Linked DNA regions of Homo sapiens: region 2 is linked to region 1. A link is a loop called in an ENCODE intact Hi-C map of the cell type or tissue named here. Cell type or tissue: heart left ventricle. All regions are shown on one strand. Each heading gives the region's core, and the rest is flanking DNA. Links, peaks and the distances in the headings are about the cores only.

The links. A loop is a pair of places that touch in the nucleus more often than their neighbours do. Peaks named below come from ENCODE experiments on the same cell type or tissue, not always from the same donor. Only the 100,000 strongest peaks of a DNase experiment are listed, where the experiment ranks them.
Region 2: it touches region 1 in a loop (2.0-fold over the local background); 5 of 110 quality-filtered maps call a loop at or near these places.

Annotation. Positions count from the first base shown.
Region 1 is chr2:112,139,781-112,155,987 of GRCh38, reverse strand. All of the region lies in intron 1 of FBLN7 (fibulin 7), which reads right to left. Among named protein-coding and RNA genes, the nearest start is that of FBLN7, 9.5 kb to the right of the region's middle. RefSeq lists an enhancer at 15,073-15,786. In heart left ventricle, for the core only: no CTCF peak of the experiment used is centred there; a DNase peak (open chromatin) is centred at 8,366; H3K27ac peaks cover 2,835 bases.
Region 2 is chr2:112,236,922-112,253,128 of GRCh38, reverse strand. ZC3H8 (zinc finger CCCH-type containing 8) reads left to right here. Exons shown (of 9, transcript NM_032494.3): 2 at 2,857-2,938; 3 at 14,601-14,814. It also overlaps a transcript of FBLN7 not described here. Among named protein-coding and RNA genes, the nearest start is that of ZC3H8, 10 kb to the left of the region's middle. In heart left ventricle, for the core only: no CTCF peak of the experiment used is centred there; no DNase peak of the experiment used is centred there.

The DNA.
Region 1 (16,207 bases), core at 4,735-12,734:
CAGCTGCCCCGGGTACATGGAGGGCTCAGTTTTGAAGCCGGGAGAAATCTGTGCCAAAGGCTGCGCTGGGAAGGGCAAGCATACTGCCAGGAACCTGGGGTGATGGCCTGGGGCTCCAGGAAGTAAAGGAAGCAGGGGAGTGTGTGTGGAGGGACAGGGTCTTGTCTTCTACTTGGCCGCTGGGCAGCCAAGTATTTCTAACCCCAGTGCTGCTGGCTCCAGGCACAACTGCCCTCTGCTTCCGGTGCCACTTCCTGCTCCGTGGGCAACAGGCGCCAGCTGCTTTCTCCCCGGTGCTCATTGAGGGTGAGATGTGCCCAGCTTGCCAGTTACCACGGAAAAACCTTAAACATCTTCAAGACCAAGCAAACCAAGGCTGCATCTCCGTCCCAGGCGGGGAGGGAGACAGGAAGGCTCCAGGCTGACTTGCCGAGGGAAGGTGAGGAGGCTGTGGCCCATCCCAGCCTCCAACCTCTCTGGGGTGAGGCTGATGAAACAGAGCGTGGTACAAGGAAGCATCTTGCTGCTCTCGGCAAGCCAGCATGCCGGGGCTGGGGCCAGGGAGCCCGAGAAGCAGAGAGTATCCGTGCCTTTGACATGAGGTTTGAGGGTCTGAGCTGCAGCTGCTCCTAACAGGGCAGGTCCTGGATGCCATGCTCATCTGTCACCTGAGTTGGTATAGGCACAGGCATCACCGAGCTCCTTTGCAAAGCTAGATGATGAAGCTGGAATCCTTACATACCAAGACATGCACCCATGAGACCCACATTATGGGGACAAATGAGGTCATGTGAGGGGCCTGAGACCCCAGTGCCCCCTTTTTCCAAGCTGAGAAAGCTTTATCATTTTGCTTGATCATAAAAAGAAAGCATAATCTCTGCAAAACAATTCAAAATACAGAAAAATGCATTCAAACAAAGAACAAGTCCCACAACCAGAGACAACCACTGTTAACTTTTCGTTGGGTTTCAAGTCTTGGGTTAGACACAGGTGCTCCCTTGCACAGACGTCACCATGCAGCCCCACAGGATGCAGGCTCTATGTCAGCTCTTTCCCCTCAACACTGGCTGTGGCATCATTTTCATGTTAACGAGCAGAGCAACCGGCCTGTCTCTGAGTCTCAATTCTCATTCCTCAATGCACTCTTTTCAGTCTGGGCAGGGGGCTCCTTGCCCACAGCCACAGTTGTCTGCCATTCCCCTCCCAAACCCACCACCCTCCCCTGCTCTGAGCCATGCATGGAAGCAGGCCATTTCCTTCCATGCACATGTGGTCCTTGCTGAGGTCAGGCCAAGGGTGCTGTGAGGGGCTATGGGATGGACAGGAAGCCGGCCGGACCCTCAAGGGCTGTCCACCTGCTGCTCAGTGAAGGGCTGGCTTTTGGGTGAGGCTTTCCCATCTCAGGGTTCCAGGTCCCAACAGTGAAAAGCAACCCCAGGCTCCGCACAGCCCTCGAAGCTGACCTCCCACTCTCCAAGGTGGGAGTGGGTGAAGGTCAGATCCAGACAGGGCAGCAAGGGGAGGCCCCTGCACACCAGGAAGGACAGAGCGTGTTCCAGAGGCCGTCCCCTCGAAGCTGAGGAAGCTGCCATGTCTGGGTCCTCACTTTCCCAGGCCTCTTCCAGGGCTCTTGAGGCGCCCCGTTTTAAATCTTTTTCTTAGAGAGATCCCCTCAAATGGTATAAATTTTCATCCCTTCAAAACCAGTCGTGGCCCAACTTATGTCATTGACAATAAATAATGACGAATAGTTTCCATTTCTTTGAATTAATAACTTCTTTGAAATGGAACTAAGAGGAGACATGCAGTGAAACCTTCCATCTTTGAGTAGAAAAATATCAAGGTTTACCGTTTCTGTTATGAAACTCTTTAAAGGGGTGAGTACTTCATCTAACTTGACACCAATGGCAATGTTTGCAGAGAACCAGTTAGAGAAGGAACAACAGATGTCACCCCATCCAGGTTTTTCCAAGCTGGAGTAGAGGTGGCATGGATGGTTCTGGAAGACGCAGACCAGTGCTGAGAGCTGGGCGAGGGGAGGAGCTGGTTTTAAGGCTCTTGGAAGCAAGAAGGCCCATGGAACGCTCCATCCACCCCTGCCCTTCTCCGGGAATTCTTGTCCATCTCCCCTCCAGCCCCTTCTCGCACAGTGTTTACTCCGGCGGGTCCACGGAAGATTCCTCAGAGATCACCAGGCTCCCTTCCTCTGAGAACCAACTACCACTTGCAGGATGGCTGGGCCTCCAGAGACATTTCGTACCCCCAGACCCTACCTCCTGGTCCAAGGGTGGACACAGCCAAAGATGGGTGTGTGTCCCCCGGCTCACCCGGTCCCCTGCCAGCAGGCCTGACCCCTCTCATCCCATCCAGGCCCCCATGCTGTTTGGGCTCACTCCGAACCTGCTCTGAAGGCAACAGAGGGTACAGAGAAGCTTCAGGAGTATGTACGGAAACATGGGGACTGGTCCCTGGGGCTTCTGTTCTCCTGTAACCTGGCTCGATGGTCTTCCTCACAGTGACAGTCTTGGTACAGTGACACCTTTTGAGAGCCTCTTTGGTGACAATAGAGCTCCAAGACCTCCGATGGCCACGGATGACCCCTAGACTTGGAGGGGCCGTCTCCCACGCTGGTTTCTCCCAAGCCACAGCTATGCGTCACGTCAGCATTTTGTTAATGGGAACACAGATGTTTTGATGCCTTAGGTCTCTGAAAGGACCGAGCAACTTACCAAATGTGAGCCTGCTGGCCAAGGCTCGGAGTCTTCAGCGTCTGAGTCATGTCGAATTCGTGAATGTGCTCTCTACAGAACTTATTTTTATTTTTCAACTGAGCCAGAGGCGGGTTATAAATCCTCGACTACTCTTCATGCCAGAGACCTCTGCTCAGCACCCACATATATGAGGAGAGAAAGTGGGTGCTTCTGGAGGAAGTGAGAGAATTTCACTTGGGGAGTTGCCTGAGGCCTTTGGATTAGTCAGAACTCTCTACAGAAACAGAAGCAATAAGAAAGAGATATATATTATATATACACACACATGCATACGTATACATATGTAATATTGTAATATATAACATACTTATTAATATATGGAGAGAGAAAGAGAGATTTTAAGGGATTGTCACGCAGTTGTGGGGGCTGGCAAGTCCAATTTTAAGGAATTTTAAGGAACTGTCGAGCAGTTATGGGGGCTGGCAAGTCCAACCTCCGCAGGGCAGGAGCAGGCTGGAGACCCAGGGCCAGTTGCAGGTGATGCTGCAGCTCAAGGTCAAAGGCAGAAGGCAGTGTGGAGGCCCAACTCCCTCCTCAGGGGACCTCAGTCTTTTGCATGAGGGCCACCCACACTAGGAGGCGAATCGGCTTTTCTCAAAGGCTGCTGATTTAAATGCTAGTCGTATCTAAACAATCGCTTCTCAGCAACATCTGGACTGGTGTTTGAGCAAATATCTGGAAACCATGTCTTAACTAAATTGACACATAAAATTAACCACCCCAGCCCTCCAGCTGGAGCCTCCCTTTGGGGCTCTGCACCCCAGGATGCTCAGGGTACTTTGAGTTTGAACCCTGCTGGCTGCCTGTAACTCTACATTTACACTCCATGCGCAATTCCAGTCTGGTTTTTAAAACAGCCACAGGAGCGATGACAAAAACAGCGGGTGCCCAGAGCCGGCACTGCGGCCACACTTCACACAGGAACCCATGACAGCGCAGGACGTGGCACCATTACAACACCCACTTGGCAGGGGCGGAAGCCGCATAGGTCTCTGAGCCACGGTGGCCTATCCAGGATTTAAAACCCAGTGTGCCTTCTCCAGCCGCTGGTGTGACAAGATGGCCGGACTCACCTTAGAGAGGGGTGCACAGAGAACCTTCGTGAGTCCTGCCTCATTCATCCTCTCACTTCACAGCATCCCCTTGAAAGTACACTAGATGCCCATTTGAATGAACAAACGAGTGAACGAGTGAATGAGGAGTGAAGGAATGGCGTCAGTATGAGCCAAAGACAATCTCTTGCTCATCTTACCACCAAACTCACTTTCCCCATTTCACCTGCTTGCTGCCCAGCTAACCTTTGTCCAGAGGCCATCTGCACCTGTGGATTGGGTTGTGCCTTTCACAGCCTCGGTATTATCTTCAGCAAGTCTCTGAGGTCCCCAATGCCCAAGCCAAGCAAGGAGCTTGGGGTCCACACACATGGCATCCAGCAGCTGCAATCCCCTCCTAGGTACACAAGCCGGGTATATGAGCCTTCTCCTCACATCTCACAACCTGAGAGCCTCCTACCAGCAAAAATGGCAGCACATTTTGTCTATTTCCTTTTGGGATTTAACACAATATGAATATAGAAGGGAGAGAAAGTTTAGTAGATAAAAAGGAATCAAAGAAGGCAGCAATGAAAAACTAATACATTCTGTCAGCTCCATGGTGAGGAGTTTCCCTTTATTCTCAGCGGCGAGGAGACTTGTGGGATGTAGGCAGGGGCGTGATGCAGCCTGGCCTCTGACCTCTGTCTTTGGGAAATACAGATTTTACGAAAGCAAGTGAGGATGCAGGGAGGGGAGATGTGACAGGACTGCCGTGGTACAGGAGAGGATAATTTCTGTTGCACCACTGCCAACCCACTCAGAAACACTTGGGATTTTCCCCTAGAGAGAGTAGGAAAATCAGAAAACACACCCCACTTTTTATTTAGCCATCATCACCATTCATGTTAGTTATTCCAAGAATAAAGACTCCAAGACCCCGGACCCTGACAATGTACTCAGGCACACCGCCATCATTTGACCCTTCCCTTCCCGTTTGCCCACGGAATCCAGCGGAATCCGTTCTGCCAGTGGAATCCAGGCCCTCTTACCATGAACCTCCCCAGGCTACACCCACCTTGGGGCCTTTGCACCGGCTGGGCCCTCTGCCTGGAGAATCTGCCCCCAGGTCCTCTAGAGTGGAGTCCTCTAGAGTTGTCTTTCCACTTCGACTTAGAAGTCCCCTCCTTAGAGAGTTCCCTACCTGCTTGCTTAACCTGGAGTAGCTCGTGGCCACCCTCCAATGCAGCACCCCGCTTAGGCAATCGTTGGCCCTCTGATACTTTTCTAATTTGTCTGGTTTTTCTCTTCCTGCTTGGTGAGCTAAGTGGCAGTGGGGACTGTGTCAGCTGCATCTTTCTCTCTCCTGTCACGTATTTAGCATTTGTTATGGACCTGGTCTTTGAATATTATTCATTTTCTTCAACTATGACCCCATGAGATGGGAATGTCTATTATCTCCACTGTTCAGAGGAAGAAACTGATTCACAAGGGGCAGGAACTTGCCCCAGATCAGTCAACCAGGAAGGATCCGAGCCAAGATCAAGCCAGGCCTGGGAGTCTTCACCACGTGCTACGCTGCCTCAGGCCTCCCAGAACAGCATTTTTCCTGTGCTAGCCTCTCAGGACATAGTTGTGGAATGAGCACATTATCTTACTAGTTAGATTCTTTTTGTCATGCAATCAGAGAAAAGGCCTAAATTGCAGGAGGACTGAGGTGATACTGACCCGTTCAGGAGATACTAACATGTTTGTATGTTTTTACACTACAGTCTGATGCTTCTCTGGATGCATTTTTTTTTTCTTCTGGTACAGCAGAGACCCCTGTCTTGGAGCTCAGTGGTCCTCTGTTTTTGTTCAAATCAGCCCGGGAGTCATCTGATGCTCTCAGCTCCCCAGGGGCAGTTGAGGCTTTCTGGACAATGCAACCAGTTGCTGGTCTTGCTCTCTGACCCCAGCCCCTCCTTCAGAGATGGGGTGAGCATGGGAAAGGGCTGCTCCAGAGCTCATAACCCCCTCCCCTTCCATCTAAGGTCCAGAGGGAACTAATCTCCAGCAGACGGGGAAACGTCTCAGATAGTGGCCAACCAGATGGCAAGAACGGGGCCAAGGGTGGCTCGGGGACTTTCCAGTTCCCTCCCAGTCACCACCAATATCCCCCATGCCTCTGGTCTTTGATGTGAACAACTGTCATGTCTCAATCTTAGTACTTAGGCACCCAGCCCCACGCTGAGTTCCTTGGGTCTCACTTCCCATCGAGGCTGCCTCCTTTGAGAGATTCTGGTGTCCAGAGAGGAACACATTTTCCTATATACAGGAGGAGAGATGATTACTTCCTTGAGATACACATTTTACTTACTTGAGTTACAAATTGTACTTGAGACTTGTGCAAATGGATGGGTTTGGGTCCAGTCAAATTATGGGTGCTTATTTTTTCTTTAACAAAAATGTGTGTCGTGTCCTTATTTTAGGTTTCAGGCAGTTACTGAAGAGCATGGAAAGTCCTGGCAGGGAGTTTGAAAGGATAAAGAAAGTTCAACCCACCCTGGGAGTCTTCTCTGGAGCCCCAGGGCTGCACAAACCCTTGCCCCTATGGGTCAGGGGAGAGTGGCCAGCACAGTCAGGCCTTTGTCAACAGCTGTGCCCAAACAATGGACCCTGATCCTGGCACCGCTGGCTGAGAGGCAGGTCTGAGCCAGCATATGGAGGGAGGGCTGGTACCCAAAGGGAAGGGGAGCAGCTTCAAAGGCATCTGGCTCGATCTGCCTGCAATCAAGTCTAGTGCCAAATAGGATTCCCCAGGGTGAGCAGACCTGGGAGGACATCCGTTCCTGATTGAAAGACTCCAGGCTAGCCCAAGAAACCACTGAACTGGCTGGCCACGTCTCCTTTCCCAGCGGGCCATGGTGTGGATCAGGCCCTTTACACTCACTGCCCAATGCCCCCAGGGCCAGAAATGACCCCAAGGGAGCAAGGGGACTTCCATTCTCCTCTGCAATCAGGGCTGCCCTTGACAGGATGTAGATCTCATTCTTGAATGTGCCAGGGAGAAGTGGAGGCTGCTAGAGAAAGCAGAAGATGCCAGGAGAACCTCCCCATCACCACCCTGCCCTGATTCCACCCATTTGTCTAAACACAGGTGCCTGTGGGAGTAAGTCTTTGCGTCACTATGATGGAGGATTTGCAAAAATCACCCCAGGTCTTCCTCCCTGTGCCAACGCCATATGCAAGGAGACTCTGCTCTCTTTTCATCAAAAAGGAAGTCTGTTTTCCCACCTTTCATATCTGGGCTGGACTTGTGGCTTGCTTTGGCCAACAGGATGCAGTGGAAGTCATGCTCCAGTTCCAAGCCTGGGTCTCAAGAAGTCTGTGAGCTTCTGCTCAGTCTTGGTGCTCTACAACCACCATCACCACCACCACAACCACCATGAGAAAAGCCCCAGCTAGCCTCCTGGAGGATGAGAGGCCTCACGGAGCAGAGCCTGCATGCACCAGATGAACTGCCCTAGACCAACCAGCCCCAGCTAGCTTGGCAGCTGACTACAGACAAACGAGCAAGGCCAGTCCAGATGAGCTGAGTCTGGCCCTGACTAGCACAGCAGACCAGCTGAGCTTGGCTCAAATTGCTACCCTGGCCTGCCAACTTCAGATCCAGAGCTTCTCTCTTAAAATCAAAGCAAGATCACTGTCTGTTTTGTTCCCAGTGCCTGGGCCATTGTAGGCACCAAATATCTGTTTTATGAAATACCTCATTTTAGATAGCGGTATTTATCTCAGATCAATAGATCTGAATGATTCACAAGCCCCTGCTGTTTCAGCTCATCTTCATGCATTAGTATTAAAATCTCTACTTCAGGGTTAGTGAACACTCCTGGTGCTAGGATGAGGGCAGATACCCCTGTCAATCATGGTGTCCTTTCATGCCAAGCTCTAGAGTGACTGAGGAGCCATCTCAACCTGGACTCTAGGCAGTCCCAGGCAATCAATCCGAATCGGCAGCTAAATTGACACTGATGGGCTGACTTCCCAGGCCATACTAGGCCGGAAAGGAGCAAGCTTTTGTTTTCATTTTTCCACCCTTCAGCTCATTTTTTTTTTCTCAGACCAAGAAATAAGTCTCAAGTCCTGCTCCAGCGCGAGGTCTTGATTTTCGCTGGGAAGTCAGTGGGGAGGAGAGCTGGCGGGCAGTGAGTCGGAGAGAGCGCGGGTCAGCTTTCCTCCTCTCACTTCCTCCTCTGGCCTTGCTCCCAACTGTAGGATTCAGCCACCACTCTTTTTGGCCACAGCAGACCCCCCACCTACGACCCGGGATCATGATGCTACTGTTGGCTGCTTAAAAGTTTCCGTGTAGAAAAAGTGTGATATCTACTGTAGGCAAGTGATTTGACAAGTCCAGCAATAATGAGTTAAAAATCATTTTCCTAAGGATGGGTTCAAAAAAATAAGGGAGTAAGCCAAAGAAAGAGGAAGACATGTGATCTCGAAAATGTAGACTCCAGCTCAGGATAGCAGAGAGACTCTCTCCCAAAGCCCCTGTGTAGCCGCAGGGCCACGAGCCCAGGGAGGGCAGCAGCAAGGCGGGAGCCAAATGCAGAGAGGCCGGGGGAGTCTGGGCTCCAGGGACAAGCAGCCCTGGCAGAACACTGACTGGGAAGGAGATCCTGGAAACAATTGTGCTTGTGTAGACGGCAGACTGAGGCAAAAGGGAATAAACTCTAGGAAAATTAAAAAGTTACACAAGAAAGGAAATTAATCATAGGGGACTACTTGGCTCTGTAGTGGATTATGGAACAAAGCACTTATCTGTCATTATAGGAGATCAATTGTGTAGAAATGCGGAGTGGTCCCCAGAGTATTTAGAAGTAGGTGCCTCAAGAGAGAGGTGCTATGGACCAATTTCTTGAAAGATACAAACTACCAAAACTCACCCCAGGGAAGAAAAATTGCCAACCTAAATAGCTCTGTATCTAAGAAATTGAATTCATAGTTAAAACTTTCCAGAAGTCTCCAGGCCCACATGGTTTCATTGGTAAATTCTACCAGACATTTCAGGAACTGGCACCAATTCTACACCATCTCTTCCAGAAGACAGAAAATCCACCTTATTAACAGACTAAAGAAAAAACACAGGACCATATCAAGTGAAGTAGAAAAAAAGCATGTGAAAAAATTCAATGTCCATTCATAATAAGTATTGTATCAAACTAGGACAAGAAGGAAATCTTAGCCAGACAAATAACACCTACAAAAAACCTACAGCCAGAACCATACTCAATGTTGAAAAAACGAATCCTTTCTTCCTAAGTTCTAGAACAAGGCAAGAATGTTCGCTCTCCTGTTAAAAACTGTACTTGAAATTTTAGTCCATGTAATAAGGCTAAATACATAAATAAATGACACATACATTAAAAAGGAAGAAGTAAAACTGCTCTAATACATAGATGACATGATTGTCCATGTAAAAAAACCCCTGGAAATGTATTTTTTAAAATTCCCTATAAATAATGATCGAGTTCCACAGGGTCACAAGATACAAGGTCAACGCAGAAAAGCCCATTGGATTTCTCCATACTAGGGATATCCACTTGGAAATGAATTTAAAAAAAAAAAAAAAAAAGCTTCAAAAATGAAATAATTAGGTATAAGTCTAACACACAGCATGTTTGTGTTGAAAACTAAAAATATATATATACTGATGAAAGAAACCAAAGAATATCTAAATAAGTAGAAAGACATTTTGTGTTCACAGATTGGAAGACTCAGTACATTTAAGATGCCAATTCTCCTCTAATTGATCTATAGATTTAATGCAATCCCAATACAAATTCCAGTAGTTTCTGGTTGCTGTTGTTGTTTTTGAGACAGAGTTTTGCTCTTGTTGCCCAGGCTGGAGTGCCATGGTGTGATCTCAGCTTGTGGCTCACTGCAATCTCTGCCTCCCGGGTTCAAGCAATTCTCCTGCCTCAGCCTCCTGAGTAGCTGGGATTACAGGCATGTGCCACCACGCCTGGTTAATTATGCATTTTTAGTACAGACGGGGTTTCACCATGTTTGCCAGGCTGGTCTCGGACTCCTGACCTCAGGTGGTCTGCCCACCTTGCCCTCCCAAAGTGCTGGGATTACAGGCGTGAGCCACAGTGCCCGGCCCAGTAGAATTTCTTATAGGCATAGACAACTGATTCTGAAATGTTAATGAAAAGGCAAAGAAACTAGAATAGCCAAAGGGATTTTGAAAAGGAATAATAAAGTTGGAGGACCCACTTTACTCAATTTTAACACTTACTGTAAAGCTACGGTAATCAAGATAAGTGTGTTATTGGCAGAAATTTCTCCATACATGTATGATGAACGATTTTTGACAAAGTTGCTAAGGCAAGTGTGTGAATCAGCAGTCTTTCAACAACAAATGGTATTGGAACAATTGGATATCCACATGAAAAATTGGCCCTCAAGATGAATCTCACACCTCATTTTTAAAAAGTAACTCAACATGGGTCATAATAAAAATGTAAAACTATAAAAATTTTAGAAGAAAATTTTCATGACCTGAGGTTAGGCCAAGAGTGCTTAGACTTGACACCCAAAACACAATCCATTAAAATAAAAAATTGATAAACTAAAGTTCATTAAAATTTAAAATTTTGATCTGCAAAAGTCATTGTTAAGCTACAAACTGAGAGAAAATATTTATAACTCACATATCCAAAAAAGGCTTTGTATTTAGAATATATAAAGAGCGCTCAAAATTTATTAAAAACAATCAGGATTTGCCTGTAATCCCAAATACTCCAGAGGCTGAGGCAGGAGGGTCACTCGAGCCCAGTAATTCCATGGCTGGCCTGGGCAACATAGAAAGACCCCATCTCAAAAAAATAAAAAGAAAGAAAAAGAAACAAACAATCAATTTTTTAAATGGGCAGAAGGCTCGAACAGACGTTTTGCCCAATAGACTATTTGGCAAATAATCACATGAAGAGATGTCCAATGTCATTAGTCATTAGGGAAATGGAAATTAAAACCGCAATGAGATACCACTGCATGCTTACTAGAATGACTTGGAGAAAAACAAATCAACCCGAGAACTCTAAGTTCTGGTAAGGATGCAGTGTAGTGAGGTCTTTCATAAATGTAAAGCGGTAAAACTAATACAGAATATAGTTGGGCAGTTTCTTACGAAGTTAAACACACATTTACCATATGACCCAACAATCCCACTCCCAGGTATTTGCCCATAAGAAATGAAAATACATTCACATGAAAAGCATATTTTGAATGCTTATACCAGCTGTATTCACAATTGCCCAAAACTGGAATGACACCACGGTGGTTGTTGTTCAGTGGGTGAACCGATAAACAGTAGAGGCCAGGCACGGTGGCTCACGCCTGTAATCCCAACACTTTGGGAGGCCGAGGCGGGTGGATCACAAGGTCAAGAGATAGAGACCATCCTGGCTAACAAGGTGAAACCCCGTCTCTACTAAAAATACAAAAATTAGCTGGGCGTGGTGGCGGGAGCCTGTAATCCCAGCTACTCACGGAAGGCTGAGGCAGGAGAATCGCTTGAACCCGGGAGGCGGAGGTGGCAGTGAGCCAAGATCACGCCACTGCACTCCAGCCTGAGTGACAGAGCAAGACTCCGTCTCAAAAAAAAAAAAAAAAAAAGAAAAGAAAACAAAAACAAAAACAAAAGCAAAAACAAAAAGGAACCTGTAGCTTGGGTGATTCTTAGATGCATTATACGAAGTTAATTTTCTTATTTAGAATCAAAAAAGTGCAGCTTGCTGCCAGTGCTCATTTAATTTTACAGAAACATGCTTTTTGAAGCTGAAGCAAATCTGAATGATTTTCAATGTGAAAATAAAATATAAAAACTGTTCTTGTAGTTATTTCAAAGCAGAACTAACATCAGAATTGTCTGAATCATTAAAATCGTCTATTTGGGAAAAATCGGATGCATCAATTGAATCTTCGGCCAACAACTGTTCCAGAGCGATGTTAATATCACGCGTAGGAGAGCTATATTTCTAGGATTTGACATTTTCAGCGATCAAGAATTACTATATTTTGTAAATGGAAATACCACTACTAAGAACAGAATGCTATAAATAGAATGATGTCTGTTATTTCCAAAGTTGATATACTAAGCAATGTGAAAATAATAAAAGATATTTTGTGACAAAGTTATCTCGGGGTAAATGCTGCAGCCACAAGCACTGCCCAACACATATTCTCAGAGCAAATGAGATTAAAGAAACTAAACCCAAAAGGCCATGTACTCTTTTCCATTTATATGACATTGTGGAGGCCGGGTGCAGTGACTCACAGCTATAATCCCAGCACTTTACGAGGCTGAGATGGGAGGATTGCTTGAGCCCAGGAGTTCGAGACCAGCCTAGGCAACATGGCAAAACCCTGTCTCTAAAACAAAATAAAATAAAAAATTGTATGACATGATGGAGAAGACAAAATTGTAACGATAAAGAATAGATAAGGGCTGCCAAGGCTGGGGTGGGTAGTAGGTGTGACTTCAAAGAGCAGCATGATGTAGTTTTGGGGGCGGTGGAACTGTTCTGTACCCTGATTGTGGTGGTGGTTGCCACACATAGAATATAGTTCCATGGTTAAAATCATGAAATTATACATGAACAACATTTATTTTTATTTAATTATAAAAAGCAATGTATCAAATGGGAGGAGGCAACTAAAAGAATGAACCTCTCATGGTGGAATTTGGAGACCTGTGACATCTGATCACAGGGAGAGGGTCAGGGAGGGAAGCCTGCTTAAACACCATAGCAGCTCCCCACACAGGCGAGGAGGTGGCCGGGAGCCCGCATCCCCTGCCCGCCCAGAGCCACTGTGGGCTGAAGGTGAAGTGCGAGATGATGGTTAGATATTTGTTCTGATCTCCCCAATGAGGTGTTTCTCTTCCAGTGGGAAGGCCACAGGGTGGGCACAGTGTCCAGAAAGGGCTCCTGCTCTCTGCACACCCCATACTTCTCAGCCTCCCTTCCTTCCCCATGACCACCTGCTCTTCATCAGCCAGTGACAAAAACCTGCAAAGTGACTTGGGACAGATGCGCTGACAAGAGGGACACAGTGGATAGCCACAGAGGAGAGCAGGAGAGAGATGAGACTCCATCCCCGCAGGACCACTGCTCTGGACCCTGCAGCACACAGCCTCCCCTCCCCTGTAACACATACACAATCACAGAGACACAATCACCAACACACAAAGACATGTGCATACCCAATCACACACACAGCACAGATATGCACACACACATACACTTACCATCACACATACAATCACTCACGCAGACAGATGCACACACAACCACAGGTACCAATGCAAAAAAGGTGTGTACACACAACCACACACAGAGACACATACATCTATTGACACACACACACACAAACACACACATACGCTCATGATATTACTCTTGCGCTGTCTCCTAAAACGCAAAGCAAGCACATTTGCCAGCAAACGGGAACCCCAGACAGGGTTGTGGCCCACCCCCATGAGGAGCACCGCAGTCTCCATCTAGAGCTCCTTGGAGTTGCTGTGTCAATGGGCCTTGGTCGAGGAAGCCTGTCCTCAGTGCCTCCCACCTGACCCATCTCATCTCCTCCATGGCAAGATATGATCCTGTGGGCACAGCTCATTCTCCAAACTTGCTGAGTCTCCACCAACCAATGGCTCTTACTGGTGGGTTCAGGAGTCCCAGGGCTCACACTGCTTTAAGGCCAGGTGGGTCCCTGCCCCTGGAGCCCTATAGTGGGAATACAGACAATAAACTTGAAACCTACCAAAATATATCATTACAAATGATGATCGGTACTACGCCAGAGCCCTTCAGGGGACCCAAACAGGAAATACAGGGGCAGAGAGAGGACTTGTTTAGAGTAGAGAGAGTTCTGGAAGGCCTCTGCAGAGGATTACTTATTTGAGCAGAGACCCAAAACGTGGAAGGAGTCAGGTAATGCTTGTTCCAGCATGCACCAGGCCCTGGGGCCTCCTTTACAATTCACCCTTTACGCTTGCCCGGACAGGGTTGAGGGTGGAGAAGGGGAGACCCCTGGCCACATAGGACTGTGGGTGAAAGAGAGTCTCACTAGAATTTTTAAATGACCATCTATGGGCAATCTCTTTTGTTCCCTTTCCCCTCACAAAGCACCTAAGACAGGTGTTTTGCAGCTCAAGACAGTAAGGTTTAGAGGATAAGAAACTTGAGAAAGACTGGATGTGGCGGGACAGGGATTGGACCCAGAAGTTCCGGGTACAGAGTCTGGGTGAGCTCACTTTGCCTCTGCAGCAGCTGCAAACATATGACAAGTGCTTCGGTCTCACCTGGTTTCTAGGTAACCTCAGGAGACAGGTGTTTACCTCATTCCCCGAGCAGCAAAAGTCACACAATGGCAGGGCCTGGTTCTCACGCATCTCATCACACATCCTGTCCACGCTGCCTCCTTGGAGCCTAGGCTGGGGAGCCGCCTTAGGGATGTACCCACCTATGCTTCTGGCATTGGGCTCAAGGTCTGAGGTGGGGTTTTACTTTGTTCTGTAACCTGCAAAGTTGATAGGAGACCCCATTGCTCTGTTGGGTGGGTTTAGCGTGGCCCCAAACTGGGCCTCTGCTGCCTGGTCACTGAGTATCTCCCTGTGGTGCCCCCTCACTACCTTCTGCACTAACATCACCACGTCTCGTCTGAGCCAAATTCTGCCTGCCTGGAATCCCTTCCTGCACCGTAGGGGCCTCTAGGTGGCCATGGGCATGCCTGCCTGGCCCAGGAAGTCAGTCTCTGGCCAGGGAGTATGGGCAAGTGTCTGCAGGCAAGGAAGAAATCTTGGAGCCCAACAAGAGAGACTGGGTTTATTCCGCTCATTTCTGGTTGTGTGACCTTGAATACATCTCATCCTCCCTGGGCCTCACTTTCATCATCTGCAAAATGGGGGTAACAGTCCCCACTTCACAGGGTAGCTCCGGGAATGAAGTGACTGGAAGATGCCCTGCAGGGAGCCTGAGGCGCACCAGGCACTCCGTGTGCAGGCTCTCCGCTGCCCACCGCTGTTGGTATTGTGCAGGTAGCGGGGTCGGCAGTCCATGGCCGGGCCCCTCACCCTGGCTTGCCAGGGCTACTCTGCTGGATGTGGGTCCCGGACTCGGCAATTCAAGTTCTCGCCTTAATTTTAAAAATCAGTTGCTAATGGTTAACATAAAAGCGAATCTGGTCAAGTATTAAACAAATAAATCCGGTGAGATTCGAACAAATGCCAACGGCAAGAACAGAAAAATTAAACAGCAAGCCGCCTGTATATGTGTTTAAGAAAATGTAGTCGCACATCCAGGGCCTCGCCGGCTCGGGAAGGGACCGCTTCGGAAACCTCCCGGGCCACCTCTGCCTGGGAAATGCCACAAACTGCTGAGAAAGTCCCGTGAGTGTTCTGATACTTCGGTTGGAAATTTAAATGTCGGAGTTTGGAGGGCGGGGACGTTCTCTAAGCTAATTAGGTGACCTGGAGCTCTCATGGAGACCCAGGAAAGACCAATGTCTCATAGCTCCCTGAGAAATCTTCTTCCTCCCGGCGGTGCTCACGTGGAGTCCTCGCCCACAATGGACCGACGCTTTCGCAGCCCAGCCCGGGTCCTCCCAGGGGCCCGGCCAGCGATGCATCTGAGGTGACAGGTGGGGGACCCTGCACCTCTCTCTGAAAACTGAACCCCAGCCCAGGCATCGCTCCGAGCTCTCAACCCAGGCATCCGAGTGGAAAGTGGCAAGCCCGGGTCCCCCAGCCTTGGTGCTGCCTCCCCTGCGCGCGGGACAGGGGAGAGAGGAAGGAGGGATGCTGGCCTGGAGAGAGGCAGGAGGGACACTGACCTGGAGAGAGGCGGGAGGGACACTGACCTGGAGAGAGGCGGGAGGGACACTGGCGTGGAGAGAGGCGCGCGGGACAGGGGAGAGAGGCGGGAGGGACACTGGCCTGGAGAGAGGCGGGAGGGACGCTGGCCTGGAGAGAGGCGGGAGGGACACTGGCGTGGAGAGAGGCGGGAGGGACACTGGCGTGGAGAGAGGCGGGAGGGACGCTGGCGTGGAGAGAGGCGGGAGGGACGCTGGCGTGGAGAGAGGCGGGAGGGACGCTGGCCTGGAGAGAGGCGGGAGGGACGCTGACCTGGAGAGAGGCGGGAGGGACGCTGGCCTGGAGAGAGGCGGGAGGGACACTGGCGTGGAGAGAGGCGGGAGGGACACTGGCATGGAGAGAGGCGCGCGGGACAGGGGAGAGAGGCGGGAGGGACACTGGCCTGGAGAGAGGCGGGAGGGACACTGGCGTGGAGAGAGGCGGGAGGGACACTGGCCTGGAGAGAGGCGGGAGGGACACTGGCCTGGAGAGAGGCGGGAGGG
Region 2 (16,207 bases), core at 4,599-12,598, 97 kb before region 1:
AGAGTCTGGCTCTGTCGCCCAGGCTGGGGTGCAGTGGCGCGATCTCGGCTCACTGCAAGCTCTGCCTTCCGGGTTCACACCATTCTCCTGCCTCAGCCTCCCGAGTAGCTGGGACTACAGGCGCCTGCCACCACGCCCGACGTATTTTTAGTAGAGACGGGGTTTCACCATGTTAGACAGGATGGTCTCGATCTCCTGACCTTGTGATCTGCCCGCCTTGGCCTCCCAAAGTGCTGGGATTACAGGCGTGAGCCACCGCGCCCGGCTGGGAGGTGTAGATATTTTAAGAAGGTAGATAAGGAAAGCCTCACTGATAACATTGGTAAGTTTTAAAAATCTGTGTAGGGACCTGAAGGAGGTGAGGGGGTTTCATAGTCCAGAGGGGTGGAGAGGAGTCTGTATAAAGGTCCTCAGACGGAGTGAGCTTGGTGTGATTGGGTTAGGGGAGCAAAGTGGCCAGGACAGCTGGGGTGGAGTAAGAGGGACTTGGAAGTCTGCGAGGTACTGGGGTAGGGTTAGGGGAGCCCAATCATGGAGGAACTGGTAGGTGCCGAAATAAGGACTTTGGCTTTTACTCTGAATGAGACAAGAGACCATTGGAGGGTTTTTCAGCAGAGTGACATTTGAAATATTTTAGCAGGGTCATTCTAGTTGTGTTGAGAGTAGAATGTAGGGGTGCCAGAGCAGCTTGGATTGTTGTATTAGTGGCAAGAAGTGGTCAAACGTGGGTATGTTGAAGATAGAATAAACTGGATTTCCTCAGAGATTGGATGGGGATGTGAGAGAGGAATCAAGATTGACTTTAAGGTTTTGGTAGGGATCTTGAGAGGGATGGTGTTGCCGTTTTAGATAGCAAGAAGGATTAGGCTTCAGAGAGAAGAGCAAGAGTTCAGTGTTGGATGTTTTAAGATTACATATGTCTAGTAGATGTTCAGGTGGTTATGTTGACTAGGAAGTTAGCTCTGTTTGGATTTAAGAAGAGGGGTTTGGGTTAGAGACTTGGATATTGAAATCAACTACATACAGATGATATTCATAGTGATGATATAGAAAGGGATAGCCTGGAATGAGAATATAGATGAGAATATAGACAAAGAAGAGAAGAGGTGAGAACTGACTTTGAAAGTTGTGAAGATAAGGAACCAACAAAGGAGACTGAGAAGTAGTAGCTGTGGAAAGAAGAAACTAGAAGAGCCCACTATCTCTGAAGCTAAGTAAAGAACATGTTTTACAGAGAAGAGGTGGTCACCTCTGTCCTATCCTGCTCATAGGTCTAATATGGGTGCTGAGTATTGTAGACCTTCACAGTGAAAGTAGACATCTATTTAGAATGGGCAGTGTTGAATAACAGTGTGATTGTAGGGCACATACTTGGGAGCTTTGCCTGCCTGCTGGGGCTCAGATCTCAGCTCCACCATGTATTAGCTCTGTGACAAGTTACATATCCTTTCTGTGATTGTTTTCTCATCCGTAAAATGGGCTTTTAGTATGTATGTCATAACACTGTTGTTTGTGGTAAGTGTTACGTGTATGGAGCAGCATCTGGCACAGAGTAAGCATCATTCAAGTGTTGGCTGATGCTGTTACTGCTATTGAGGTCATTATTGTCATTATTCCTCTGCCTAAGGAGAGGTTGCCTCCTACTCCATGAGATGATTCATTACTGGAAACTATAGCTATAAAGATTCACAAGTATTGGGGTTTTTGGTTCTTGTAATGGTGGCTTCTGTAGCAGGCTCACAACTTAGTACCTCATCTGATGGATGTAACTCTGGAGCTCTGAGTCAGTGTAAACTGTTGAATTGGACAAAGCTGTGAAGCCTGAGCTCCTGTAACTTTGAAAGAACAGCCACGGAGCCACTGTTCACATTCTCCTTGTGCTGTCAGTGCTTTCCCTTTGTAACATGTTCTCTTGAGATGGGACACATTCCCCAATTCCTTGCCTTTATCTGGTGTGTAACTCATATTTTAATTCACAGCTTTTCCCAATCTTGTGTTCAATAGTCACCACTTACTAAGATAATATTTTCTTCAGCTCCCTATATTTCTAGTATCAACCATTATTCAGATACATCTATACATTTTATTGTCTTCTTTGTTCACCATGTTCTTATATTTCCCATCCCTCTTGGGTTCATATTTAGTTTTGCTGGAATAGCCTCAAGTAATTGTCTCAGACTGTTATATATATGCATGGTCAACTTCTCAGTCCTGTAAGTCTGAAAACAGTTTTTCTTTTTCATCTTTACACTTAAATGTGTTTGTCTCGCTCCTAATCTCAAAAGGCACTCTGCATTCTGCCTAAAATACCCTTCTCTCTCACATTCCTCTTTCCTCTTTTTTGGCTAACTCATAAGTATCATTTAGGCTCTGAATGCCTCTGATCCCCAAGTCTGGGTTGTGTTCCCCATATATGCCCCTATACTTACCATACCATATTGAAATAGCTTTATTTTTTTCTCCCAAGGAGATAGAAAGCTCTCAGAACACAGTGACAGGGTCTGTATTTTTCATTGTTGTAGTCCAGGGCCTAAGGCCCGGAGCCTCGTACATGGTGGGTACTTAGTAGTTGTTGAATTAATGGAATGATGGATGAATGAATGATTTATATAGCTGCTAATACTTGAACATTAAGGCTTTATAATCTAAAATTTTACAGGCTATTCATAAATATATATGGACATTTATTGGTCATCATAATTTTGTACATTTTCTGGAGTATTTGGTATAGAATTTGAATTTGTAATTTCTTTGAGGGTAAGTTGAAGACAAGCCAAAGCAGTGAATTGTAACGCTGTGGTATGAACACTTCAGGTTGAAAAAACTCTTTTGTGTTATTTGATATTTTTGCTACAGAATCGATGATGAAATAGATACAGAAGTTGAAGAAACACAAGAAGAGAAAATTAAACTGGAGTGCGAGCAAATTCCCAAAAAAGTAAGATTAAGTTGACCACTGTTTAAGTTGAAAACGCAGATTTTTTTTTCTCAGTTTCACATGGAACAACAAAAAAAGAAAAAACAGATGGAAATGGATATGAGAAATTAATGAAGGATCCTACTTGTCTCATTTTACCAGCATTTGGGACCCAGTTACTTATATCAAAGAAAACTGGTTATACTTTTTAAATAAATTATTATTTAATAACTTTATTGTCATTTAACATGACATATGTTTAATAATTGCATTTATTTCTATTTTTGTTATTTCTGAAATGGACTGTAAACAGTTTCAAAAGCTTCTTTCAAGTTGGGTTAACATTTTTGAGGGTTATGATTTGTTAACTTAACCAACCTTAGTGATTTATAGCTTAAAGCCCGTATTAGTTCATTAGGGCTGCCATAACAAAGTACCACAGACTGGGTGGCTTAAACAACAGAACTTGGCTGGGCGCGGTGGCTCACGCCTGTAGTCCCAGCACTTTGGGAGGCCGAGGTGGATGGATCATGAGGTCAGGAGTTTGAGACCAGCCTGGCCAATATGGTGAAACCCATCTCTACTAAAAATACAAAAAAATTTAGCCAGGCATGGTGGCATGCACCTGTAGTCCCAGCTACTAGGGAGGCTGAGGCAGAAGAATCACTTGAACCCAGGAGGTGGAGGTTGCAGTAAGCCAAAATCCCGCCACTGCACTCCAGCCTGGGCAACAAAGCGAGACTCCGAATCAAAACAAAAACAAAAACAAAAAAAACCCCAGAACTTTATTGTCTCAAGGTTCTGGAGGCTGGAGGTCCCAGCACAAGGTGTTGGCAGGGTTGGTTCCTTCTGAGGCTGTGGGGAAGAATCTATTCATTCATCTCCCCTAGCTCCTGATGGAATGCTGGCAATCTTTGGTGATGGCTTGCAAAAGTATCATCCTGATTTCTGCCTTCATATTCACATGGTGTTCTCCCTGTATGCCTGTGTCTGAATTGTCTGAATTTCCTTTTTTTGAGACAGAGTCTTGCTCTGTCACCCAGGTTGGAGTGCAGTGGCACAATCTCTGCTCACTGCAACCTCCTTCTGGACTCAAGCAATTCTCAGCCTCCCAAGTAGCTGGGATTACAGGTGTGCACCACCACGCCCAGCTAATTTTTGTGTTTTTTGTAGAGAAAAAATATACATGGGGTTTCGCCATGTTGCCCAGGCTGGTCTCGAACTCCTGGGGTCAAGCGATCTGACCGCCTCGGCCTCCCAAAGTGCTGGGATTACAGGCCTGAGCGACTGTGCCCGGCTGAATTTTCCTTTTTTATAAGGAAATCAGTCACTGGACTAGGGCCCACCCTAATGACCTAATCTTAATTAATTACACTTGCAATGACCCTATTTCCAAAAAAGGTCACATTCTGAGGTATTAGGGGTTAGTAGTTCATTATAAGAATTTTGGGAGGGTGCAGTTCAACCCATAACAAAGGTAATGTATATTCCTATCTTGCCCTTCTTTTCTGTTTTTGAACATGGAGAAACGCCATCTCTACTAAAAATACAAAATTAGCCAAGCATGGTGGCAGGCACCTGTAATCCCAGCTACTCAGGGAGCTGAGGCAGGAGAATCGCTTAAACCCGGGAGGCAGAGGTTGCGGTGAGCCGATATCATGCCATTGCACTCCAGCCTGGGCAACAAGAGCAAAATTCCATCTCAAAAAAAAAATGAGTTTTAACACACTATAGAAGAATGGGTTAAATTGTCACTGAGACTTATAAGACAGAAATAGACTTTAATAGTGTATCTTTTACTTAGCTTTCTTGCTTGCTTGCTTTTTCTTTTTCTTTCTTTCTTTTTTTCCTTTTCTTTTTCTTTTTCTTTCTTTTCTTTCTTTCTTTCTTTTCTTTCTGTCTCTGTTGCCCAGGCTGGAGTGTGGTAGCATGATCTTGGCTCACTGCAACCTCCTTCTCCTGGGTTCGAGCAGTTTTCCCACCTCAGCCTCCCGAGTAGCTGGGACTACAGGCACACGCCACCACACCTGGCTAATTGTTGTATTTTTAGCAGAGACAGGGTTTCATCATGTTGCCCAGGCTGGTCTCAAACTCCAGAGCTCAAGTGATCTGCCAGCCTCGGCCTCCCGAAGTGCTAGGATTATAGGTGTGAGCCACCATGCCCAGCCTCCTTAGTTTTATAAAAGAATACAGGACAGATGATAAAGCAGGTACAGTATCTTCATCTTCTTGGAAGCCTCTCAGCTACCCAAGTAAGCAACTTCTTTTCCCCTTTGGGGCCTATGTGGCTTCCAAAGATGAGAGCCAAGGTTGACGACAAGAAATTGCAACTTCAACTTCCCACAAGTTTTTTATACTGCTTGAGTCACATAGGCCTCAGTCTTTTATGCCCACTTTTAGCTCCTCCAGACTTCGTATTATATATTATAACCTTCCACAGCAGACAGGCAGAAACAACATTCTACAACTGTCTTACATAGTTTCTGCAAAACAGTACTGTGAGAAGATGGACTCCTAGGTTATTCTCAACCAGGCTTGCTTCAGTGCAGCCTCTTCACTCACAAGTATGTAAAAGGTGAATACATTATCAAATAAATATCACAGCTAATTAATTAATTAACTTATTTATTTTTGAGACAGAGTCTCACTCTGTTGCACAGGCTGCAGTAAAGTGGCAAAATCTTGGCTCACTGCAACCTCCACCTCCCAGGTTCAAGCAATTCTCCTGCCTCAGCCTCCCGAGTAGTTGGGAATACAGGTGCCTGTCACCCACCTTGCCTGGCTAATTTTTGTATTTTTAGTAGAGATGGGTTTTTGCCATGTTGGCCAGGCTGGTCTCGAACTCCTGAGCTCAAGTGATTGGCCCGCCTCAGCCTCCCAAACTGCTGGGATTACAGGTGTGAGCCACCATGGCTGGCTATAGCTTATTTAAAAGAGAATACCCAGGTAAACACTTTGCAAGTTAAGAAAGAGCATTACCTCAGATTTTGAGGGTTTGATTTCATACCACCACAATAAAACAAATATTGCAGTAAAGCTAGGCACAAGAATGTTTTGGTTTCCCAGTGCATATAAAAGTTACATTTATACTATACAGTACTCTGTTAGGTGTCCAATACCATTATATTTTAGAAAACAGTATATATCTTAATTAAAAATTCTTTGTTGCTAAAAAATGTTAACAGTCAGCGAGTCATCTTTTTGATGGCAGAGGGTCTTGCCTCAGTGTTGATAGCTGCTGAGGGTGGTGACTGCTAAACACTGAGGTGGCTCTGGCAATTTCTTAAAATAGGACAGCAGTAAAGTTTGTCACCTCAATTGACTTCTCCTTTTACAAAATATTTCTCTGTAGTATGTGATGCTGTTTGATAGCATTTTACCCACAGTAAAAATTTCAAAATTGGAGTCAATCCTCTCAACCCCTGCCACTGCTTTATCAACTAGGTTTATATAATATTCTAAATCTGTTGTCATTTCAACAATGTTCATAGCATCTTCACCAGAAATAGATTGCATCTCAAGAAACCACATTGTTCACTTGTAAGAAGCAGCTCCTCATCTGTTCAAGTTTGATCATGAAGTTGCAGCAATTCAGTCACGTCTTCATTCTCCACTTCTAATTCTAGTTCTCTTGCTTTTCCACCACACCTGCAATTACTTCGTCTACTGAAGTCTTGAACTCCTCAAAGTCATCCCTGAGGGTTGCAATCACCTTCTTTCAAACTCCTGTTATTGTTGATATTTGACCTTCTGCCATGAATCACGAATGTTCTTAATGTCAGCTAAAATGGTGAATCCTTTCTAGGTTTTCAATTTACTCTGCCCAGATCCATCAGAGAAATCACTTTCTATGGCTACTATAACCTTAAAAAGTGTATTTTGTATTTATTTCTTAAATAAGACTTGAAAGTCAATTATTCCGTGATCCATAAGCTGCAGAATGGTTGTTGTGTTTGTGGACATGAAAACATTCATCTCCATCAGAGCTCTTGGGTGACTGGGTGCATTGTCAATGAGCAGTAGTATTTTGAAAAGGATATTTTTTCTGAGCAGTAGGTCTCAACAGTGGGCTTAAAATAGTCAGTAAACCATGCTGTAAACAGATATACTGCCATCTGGGCTCTGTTGCTCCATATATAGAGCACAGGCAGAGTATATTTAGCATAATTCTTAAGGGCCCTAGAATTTTCAGACTGGTAAATGAGCATTGGTTTCAACTTAAAGTCACCAGCTGCATTAGCTCCTAACAAGAGTTAGCCTATCTTTTTGAAGCCTTTTAAAGTATTTTATTTGTATAAATTTACGGGGTGCAAGTGCAATTTTGTTACATGCATAGATTGTAGTGGTGAAGTCAGGGTATTCTTTGAAGTGAGGTATTGACTTCTCTCTAGTTATGAAAGTCCCAAGTGGCATCTTTTTCCAACATAAGGCTGTTTCATTTACATTGAAAATCTGTTGTTTAGTGTGGCCACCTTCATCAATGATCTTAGCTAGATCTTCTGGATAATTTGCAGCTTTTACATCAGCACTTGTTGCTTCATCATGCACATTGCTTTTTGAGATGGAGTCTTGCTCTGTCACCCAGGCTGGAGTGCATTGGCATTACCTTGGCTCACTGCATCGTCTGCCTCCTGGGTTCAAGCGATTCTCCTGCTTCAGCCTCCTGAGTAGCTGGGACTACGGGTGTGCACCATCACACCCAGTTAATTTTTGTATTTTTAGTAGAGACGGGGTTTCACTATGTTGGCTAGGCTGGTCTTGAACCCCTGGCCTCAAGTGATCTGCCCGCCTCGGCCTCCCAAAGTGCTGGGATTATAAGCGTGAGCCACCGCGCCTGGCCTGTCATGCACTTTTTATGTGATGGAGACATCGTCTATCCATAAACCTCAAGAACCAACCTCTGCTAACTTCAGACTTTCCTTCTGCAGCTTCCTCACCTTTTTCCACCTTCATAGAATTGAAGAGAGTTAGGGCCTTGCCCTGGATTAGGCTTTGGCTTAAGGGAATGTTATGACTGGTTTGATCTTCTATCCAGACCAATACAATTTCTCTGTATCAGCAATAAGGCTGTTTTGTGTTCATATCATTAGTGTGTTCACTGGAGTAGCACTTTTACTTTCCTTCAGGAACCTTCCCTTTGCATTCACAAGTTGGCTATTTGGCTTACGAGGCCTAGCTTTCAGCTTGTCTTGACTTTTGACATGCCTTCCTCACTAAGCTTAATCATTTCTAGCTTTTGATTTCAGTAGAGACATATGATTCTTCCTTTCCCTTGAACACTTAGAAGCCATTGTAGGGTTATTAATTAGTCTAATTTCAGTATCTTAGTGTCTCAGGGAATAGGGAAGCCTGAGGGGAGAGGGAGGGAGAGAGACAGGAGAATGGCTGGTTGGTGGAGCAGTCAGAACACATGCAACATTTATCGATTAAGTTCGCCATCTTATGTGGGCATGGTTCATGGCACCCCCTCAAAAATTACAATAGTAACGTCAAAGACCACTGATCACAGATCGCTATAACAGATGTATTGCGAGAATTACCAAAATGTGACACAGAGACACAGAGTGAACACATGCTTTTCAAAAAATGGTGCCAATAGACTTGTTTGATGCAGGGTTGCCACAGACCTTCAATCTGTAAAAGAAATGTGTTATTTGTGACACACAGTAAAATGAAGGACATCAAATAAGGTATGCCTATAACTTTCTTTGTAGATATCTCACATCTTATATACCTTTTGTTATATTTATTGCTAAGTGTTTAATGAAACTATTGTGAATAATTTTTTTTAAGTATCATTTTCTAGCTGTTGGTTTCTCATTGGTTGGCATACACCCATATGTAGGGATGCATGGAAGACAGATTTTTGAGTTCTTGTTAACATTTCTGAAAATATCTTGAATTTACCTCATTGTTGATAGTTTGGCTGAAATAGAATTAAGTTTGAGGTTACTGCTCCATTGTCTTCTACTATCCAGTGTTACAAAGGTGAAATTTACCAATTTCATTCTAATATCTTTGTAAGTATCCTGTTTTCTCTGGAAGCTTTAAGGCTCTTCTCTTCATTCTTGGCATTCTTAATTCTATGCGATTGTGAATCTTTTTTCATTCATTCTGCTTAGTGCTATTGTGGTGAGATTATTTATTCATATCCTTTTATATGAGACATATCTCTTATTTTTTATCTTTTTTCTTTATATCCCAAGATATTTCCTCTGTTTCTATTTATCATTATTTCATAAATTACAATTTAACTAAGATCTTATTCTTGTTTTGATAGCTTTCTAACATTGTTTTTGAATATATTTTTTAATATCTTTGTGTATTTTTAAATTTTCGAGTTCTTTTTCTCAAATGATAGTTGCTTCTTCTGGATCTGTTTTTCAGTTATTTTCTTGCTTTTTTGTTATGTTCTGGAGATCAGGGATCAGTAAGCATTTTCTATAAAGGACAAGACAATAAATATTTTAGGTTTTTAAGGCAAGAAGCAAAATTGAGGATGTTATGTACGTATTTATATAATGAAGGAGAGAAAACAAGTTTCCACAACACAGCCTTTGACTGATAGACTTCAGTACATAATAATAATTGTTTTTTAATACGATTCTAATGAGAAGAATGGGATTCTTCTTTGTGAGGTAATTATTTGCTTAATTGGGGTTCAAAGTTACTGTTCCTTATCAAAATTGATTGCAAAGATTCATCTGTTAAGCTGATATATAATAAGACTTTATTTCATCTCTGAAAATGTCTTTTCGCTACAGATGGATATTGCCCAATACTGATATCAGTTCACCAGAATATGATCTTAATTGAGCATATACATTGCCTGGAAGACATTTATGGAACTTTGTTCGATTCTTCTCTTAGATTTGTCTTTTAGCATGTTACTACATTGCAGATGAGTCACTGCCAATCAAAGGTTAGGCGGAAGCTCCTCAGTTGCATAGTTAAATGGATTTTGAAGCACTTAAAGTCTGAAAAAACACTTCTGGAACTGTTTGAGTGTGCAAAATATATCTGCTGCAAATTAATGTAGGTATGGAGATCTTGTTCCTATTTTAACTTTGAACAGCACAGTGATACCAAGCAGTGTCAGTAACACCTGTGAACTCATTAAAAGCCAAGGAAAACCACTGGAAAGTATTTACCTGGTTTTAAATTGTCTGATGAAGCTCCAGTTTCCTCATATCTTTGAGCAGCTGTTCTTGCCAAAAGGCCACTTGTCTTAAGAACTTTATTTTCTCTGGACAGATTTCTTTGCTGTAATCAATCATGATTTAATTAACTCATTATAAGCTTTCTTTGGCTACAAATGAAACTTACTTTGATTATAGTCTTGTTTTTGTTTTATTTTTGGAAAGATCTGTGGATGTGATCATTTATTTTAAATTGTCTAATTTTAAAAAAGAATAATTTTAATCAGAAGAGAGCTGGAGTAAAATTTTCTAATTTTTCTGTTACTCTCTTGTGAGTTGGGAATATTGTGGTGAATGCTTAATACTGTAATGTCAACATACATTGTTTTCTTTTAGCACTACTGTAGTATTGTTACATAATAACCACAGTGATTTGCCGTCTGACTTGACAGTATAATAATCCACAATTCACTGCGCCTTTAAATACTTGACATTTGAAGTTTGCTTTTTGTGTTTTGATGTGGTAAGTATGCTCTGGAAAAAAAATTAAATAGCATGAGGTACTCAATGAAGCACTCAAAATGTTGTCAATTTATAACTGAGCATCTCTACGAAGTGATGAGAATGCCATGAAGGTCTCTTGCAGCTACTCAGCTCTGCTGTTGTAGCAAAGAAGCAGGCCATATAATATATAAATGAATGAGTATGCCTATGTTCCAATAAAATTGTATTTATGGACTCTGAAATTTAAATTTTATATAGTTTTCAAGTGTCATGAAATATTCTTTTGATTTCTTTTGTTTCAACCATGAAAAAATATGTAAAGTTCATTCTTAGCTTGTGGGTGCTTACAAACACAGGTGGCAGAGCGGATTTTGCCCTTGGGTTGTAGTTCACTGACTCCAGCTCTAGATTTTTGTCACATGCTTTTGTATTCCTTTGTTGTCCATTCATTTAAGAAAGGCCCAGAGAGTTAATAGATGTCCTCTGCTGATGTGTTGGTAAGTCTGTGTCTCTAAAGGCCTTTTCTCTAAATAGGAAGCCTGACTGGGTGGTGAGTGAGTAGGCTGTGTGGATAGGAGGTTTTCCAGCAGTGTAACAATTCTCAGTCCACTTTGTGCCATGCACCCCCTTTAGCAGTCTGGTGAAGCCTATGGACCCCTTTTCAAGTTTTTTAAGTGTATAAAATAAAATGTTTGATTACAAAGGAAATTGATTTGATTGAAATACAGTTTATCAAAATATTAAAAACAAATGCTATAGAGTAATATGTTCTTTATTAATACACTGAATATTAAGACCTAGCAGAGCAGTTAGTCTGATTCTAATTTTGCAGTGGTCATGAACATAAAAGGTATTTTGAGATCTGCAACAACTATAATGTGATACATGAAAATATCTGTGATTTGTGTTAGTGACAGTCACAGGCACTGCTGATACTGCTATATTTTGTTTCCTATGTTCAAAACGGAATAACATATTTGAACATACTTCCTTTGTTCAAATACCAAATGTCAATTTGGAGGTTGATGAAAATAATATGTGGTTTTCTTCTCATTCAAGTTCACTGAATTTTCTGAATTCAAGTTCACTGAATTTTCTGAATTCAATCCATAGGCCCTTGAGGGGGGGGTCTCTGGACAGCAGGGTGAGAACCCCTGCTTTATGGTGAGTAGGATGGAGTATTTTTCTAGTAGGGGTTGCTCCCAAATGCCAGCCCATGGAAGATTTAGTACCTCCATGTGGGTGGTCGTAGTACCCACATCTTAGCTTTTACCAGACATTCTATTCCATTTCTTTGGATAACAGCCTTCTCTTTTTTTCCTAGGGAAAGTACCTGGGTGGTTGTGTTCTGGAGAGGGAGAGGGCAGAGAGAATTTGTTGTAACAGCTTTGTCTGTTTTTTGTAGAATTTTAATTCATTCTCATTTATAGCCCCATTTCTCACACTGTACCTAAGCCCACCCTTTAGAGCATAACTTCCTTTTTGTCTATCAGAAATTTGACTCTTAATTCCTGATGAATGCACTTCATGCCTCCCATACACACACACACACACACACAAAACACAACACACATACACACGCGCACACACACACACACACACACACACACACACACTGTTACCTGTACTTTAATTTTGGAGGTTTCTGGAGGCCATACTAGTTCAGTAAACCATCTTGAATAAAAAAAGTTATTTAGACTCTTACAAAAGGAGAAAGGGGATGTAATCATGTTCGTATGCTTTTTAAATTATACAAAAAACAACAAACTGAAGCAATGAGTTTATAGCTAGCTAAGTGAAGAAAAGTATTCAATTATTTGTATTTTATATATTTCAATGCCCTCTGAAAAGAATCATTAGTAATATTTATCCCTACTGTATAATAAAACAGCAAAATTGATGATTGTCCTGGCTTTATTAATGTTGCCAGATTGTTTCATGTCTTCATTTAATGTAAGTCCAACGTATTATTACTTGTCGTAAAAGGAGTCTGCTTCAATACTGTAGGCCTATGTGTTTTGTGCAGACAGAGGGAACTTAATCACTCATTTGGATCATTTTAATATTTTGATTCAGATGCACTGAAGAAAATCTCACCTCTATGTATTTGATTAAGCTAAACTTCATAGGAGCTGCTGCATACTGAATAATCTTTTTGGTTCCCCCATGCCTACTAAATAAAATTAAAGGCCAAAACCAAGGTAAACATAATCTATCACAGGAGTCGGCCAACCTTTTCATAAAGGATCAGTTAGTGAATCTTTTCACCTTTGTAGGCCATGTTGTCTCTGTCACAACTAAGACAATATGTAAATGAATGGATGTAATTGGTGTTACAGTAAAACTGTATTTACAGAAACAGGTGGTGAAGCTGAAAATTTGCCAACCCCTGATCTATCAGTCCAGAAGTTACATTTACAAGTTTATTCTATGGTGTTAATGGGGAAAAGGCACTCTTTCTTGAAGACCTAGAGACAAGAAGTTTGGTGGCCTGAAGATAATTGGTTGATAGTCTTGTCTGGTGTAGGGAAGATAAGGTATAATTGAGGCCATTGTCAGATCAAGAAACTTCCTCAGCTTGTTTGGATTCTTTAAGCAGGGAGCAAGTTCATTTTCTAGGCTTATAATCAATCCTCTGGTGGAACAACTCCTAACTTTGAAGTTAACCATCAGAAGTAAACTGTTGCCGGGCATGGTGGCTCATGGCTGTAATCCTAGCACTTTGGGAGGCCGAGGCAGGCGGATCACTTGAGGTCAGCAGTTCAGGACCAGCCTGGCCAATAGGGTGAAACCCTGTCTCTATCAAAAATACAAAAATTAGCTGAGCATGGTGGTGCATGCCTGTAGTCCCAGCTACTCGGGAGGCTGAGGCAAGGGAATCGCTTGAGCCTGGGAGGCAGAGGTTGCAGTGAGCCAAGATCGTGCCACTGCACTCCAGCCTGGGCAATAGAGTGAGAATCCATCAAAAAAAAAAAAAAAAAAAAAAAAAGTAAACTGTTAAATTGGGCCACCTAATATATTTTATAATAGCGATTCTTCTGTTTTGTTTTTTGTCTGTTTGTTTTGAGTTTGCTTCTTAGTTATCATGTGAAAGCAAATAAGAGACCAGGCCCCAAAGTATGCTTTGAAACAAAATCATTATCCACTGTAATGATAGGCATGCCATTTCTTCGTGACATCAGAATAGGAGCCCTTTGATACTTGGTCATTTTTTAAAAATAAACTTTCTGATTAAAATGTGTCATACATACTAATTATAATGATACAGTTTAATATACCTGTGTCACCAAGTGTAGAAACACATGTAACCAATACCTGAAAATTTTTATGCAGAAATTGCTTTAAGTCATTGCTGTCATCAGCCTGGGCTCCTCTAGGATTAGCTCCCATGCCTGGGTTCTTCACCCTTGCCTTGGGCACGTGCAACAACAGAGTTAGGAAACTCTTTCTGCAAGTAAAGTTAACTTGATTACAGAGAATAGGGTAGTTCTTTATTCCTTGTCATCATTGCTGCTACCACTTCTGTGAGTTATAGGAGAAAGACTAGACTTTGGTAGCTTAGATGTATCTTAAGTGTAAGTGGGTTTTCATATGGACCATTACAGTTTACTTGGGGTGTTTTACAAAATGATAAATTATTGAAGACATTTAAAAGTACTGTCAATGCAAAGGCAGAAATGTAATGTGTGAACTGTAATACTGTAATCCTCTCATATCAAATAATTAAGATTTAGGGGTTTAGACTTTTAATTCAGTCAAAGGCACACAATGTACAAATTTAGAATTTTCCCTCAAATCATCTTTAAGGATAGATATGTCATAGTGGTTTGTTAGTTTGTTTTTAATTCTGGAAATTTTTTCTTTTTTTTAATTCTGGAAATTTTCAAATATATGAGTGGAGAGAATAGTATATGAATCCCATGTACCTATTACCCACCTTCAACAATGACCAGTTTATAGCCAATCTTGTTTCTTCTGTATAGCCAGATTGTTTTGAATCATGCTAGGTTTTTAAAATTGAAGTTTTAATTTTTACTTAGTTTAGACACTCTGCAATATCACCAAAAAGTTCGCTGCATAGAAAATCAAGAAGTAAGGACTATGATGTATATAGTGATAATGATATCTGCAGTCAGGAATCAGAAGATAATTTTGCCAAAGAGCTTCAACAGTACATACAAGCCAGAGAAATGGCAAATGCTGCTCAACCTGAAGAATCTACAAAGAAAGAAGGAGTAAAAGATACCCCACAGGGTAAGAGTCAAACTATTTTATCATTTAAAGTTTATCTAGAGAAGCAGTCACAGTTGTCCATATACGGACAGAGGATTTTTCTTTGCACTTTATCTTATGATAAGACTATGGTTTTCATGAATATTTATACCAGACATGAGCTTGCATGGCCAGAGACCCCATCTGAGACCTGGCCACTTGGTGCATTAAATGCTTAGTTTGTAGAGGGAGCTGGAGGATGGAGGTGGGTTATCAAAGGCCCTGACTATTTCTAAAGGGAGAATGCTAAAGCCCTGGCCTCTGCATGTGTGAAGGATAGGATATGCCTGCTTGTATTGCTGTCATTTAAAGAGGATTGACTGGAATGGTTGTATGTCAGACTGTAACTCAGAAATATATTCTTCTAGATTACTAAAATGAGATTTAGCCATAAATATGAGGGCAAATGGCAATTATAAATGAAATTTTTGGCCAGGCATGGTGGCTCACGCCTGTAATCCCAGCACTTTGGAAGGCCGAGGCTGGTGGATCACTTGAGGTCAGGAGTTCGAGACCAGCCTGGCCAACATGGTGAAACCTAAAAATAAAAAAAAGTATCAGGGTATGGTGGCACATGCCTGTAATCCCAGCTACCCTGGAGGCTGAGGCACGAGAATCACTTGAGCCTAGGAGGCAGAGGTTGCAGTGAGCCGAGATCACACAGTGCACTCCAACCTGGACAACAGAGCGAGACTCTGTCTCAAAAAAAAAAAAAAATTAAAATTTTAATGCTGTCATTTTTTTGTTGTTTTCTTTACTTAAAATGGATCTGTATTGCTTGAGCCCAGGAGTTCGAGGCTCCAGTAGACTATGATTATGCCATTGCAGGATAGATGGATAAATGCGTGCACGGATAGATAAATAAATAAAAACTTGATCTATTTAAAATGTTTTCAGTGAAAAATCTGACAGTAATTTATGAGGTCATTGTAAACACTTAAAGTTTTACTGTTGCAGTTCCTAATTAGATCCATCATACTCTGAACACTTCAAAAGGATCTGCCTTAGAACTTATAAGACTGATTTTATTATCTTGCTTTTTTCTTGACAATACCTTATATATTTTTAAAAACAATGAATGGGGAATCCAGGATGTATTATCATAATTCTCTTTTTGGTCCCTTAGTCCCAGAGCTTCTAGGAAAACTGATCACTATCATGCCAGTTTTCACTTATTGAGCCTTAGAGAACTTTCCTCAATTATTGTAAATCATACTTCTTTTTTCCATTTGTTTTGCGACAGGTTCTCACTCTGTTGCCCAGGCTGGAGTGCAGCAGTGCAGTCATAGCTCACTGTAACCTTGAACACCTTGGCTCAAGCAATCCTCCTGCCTTAGCCTATAGTCCCAGAGTAGCTGGACTACAGGCGTGCACC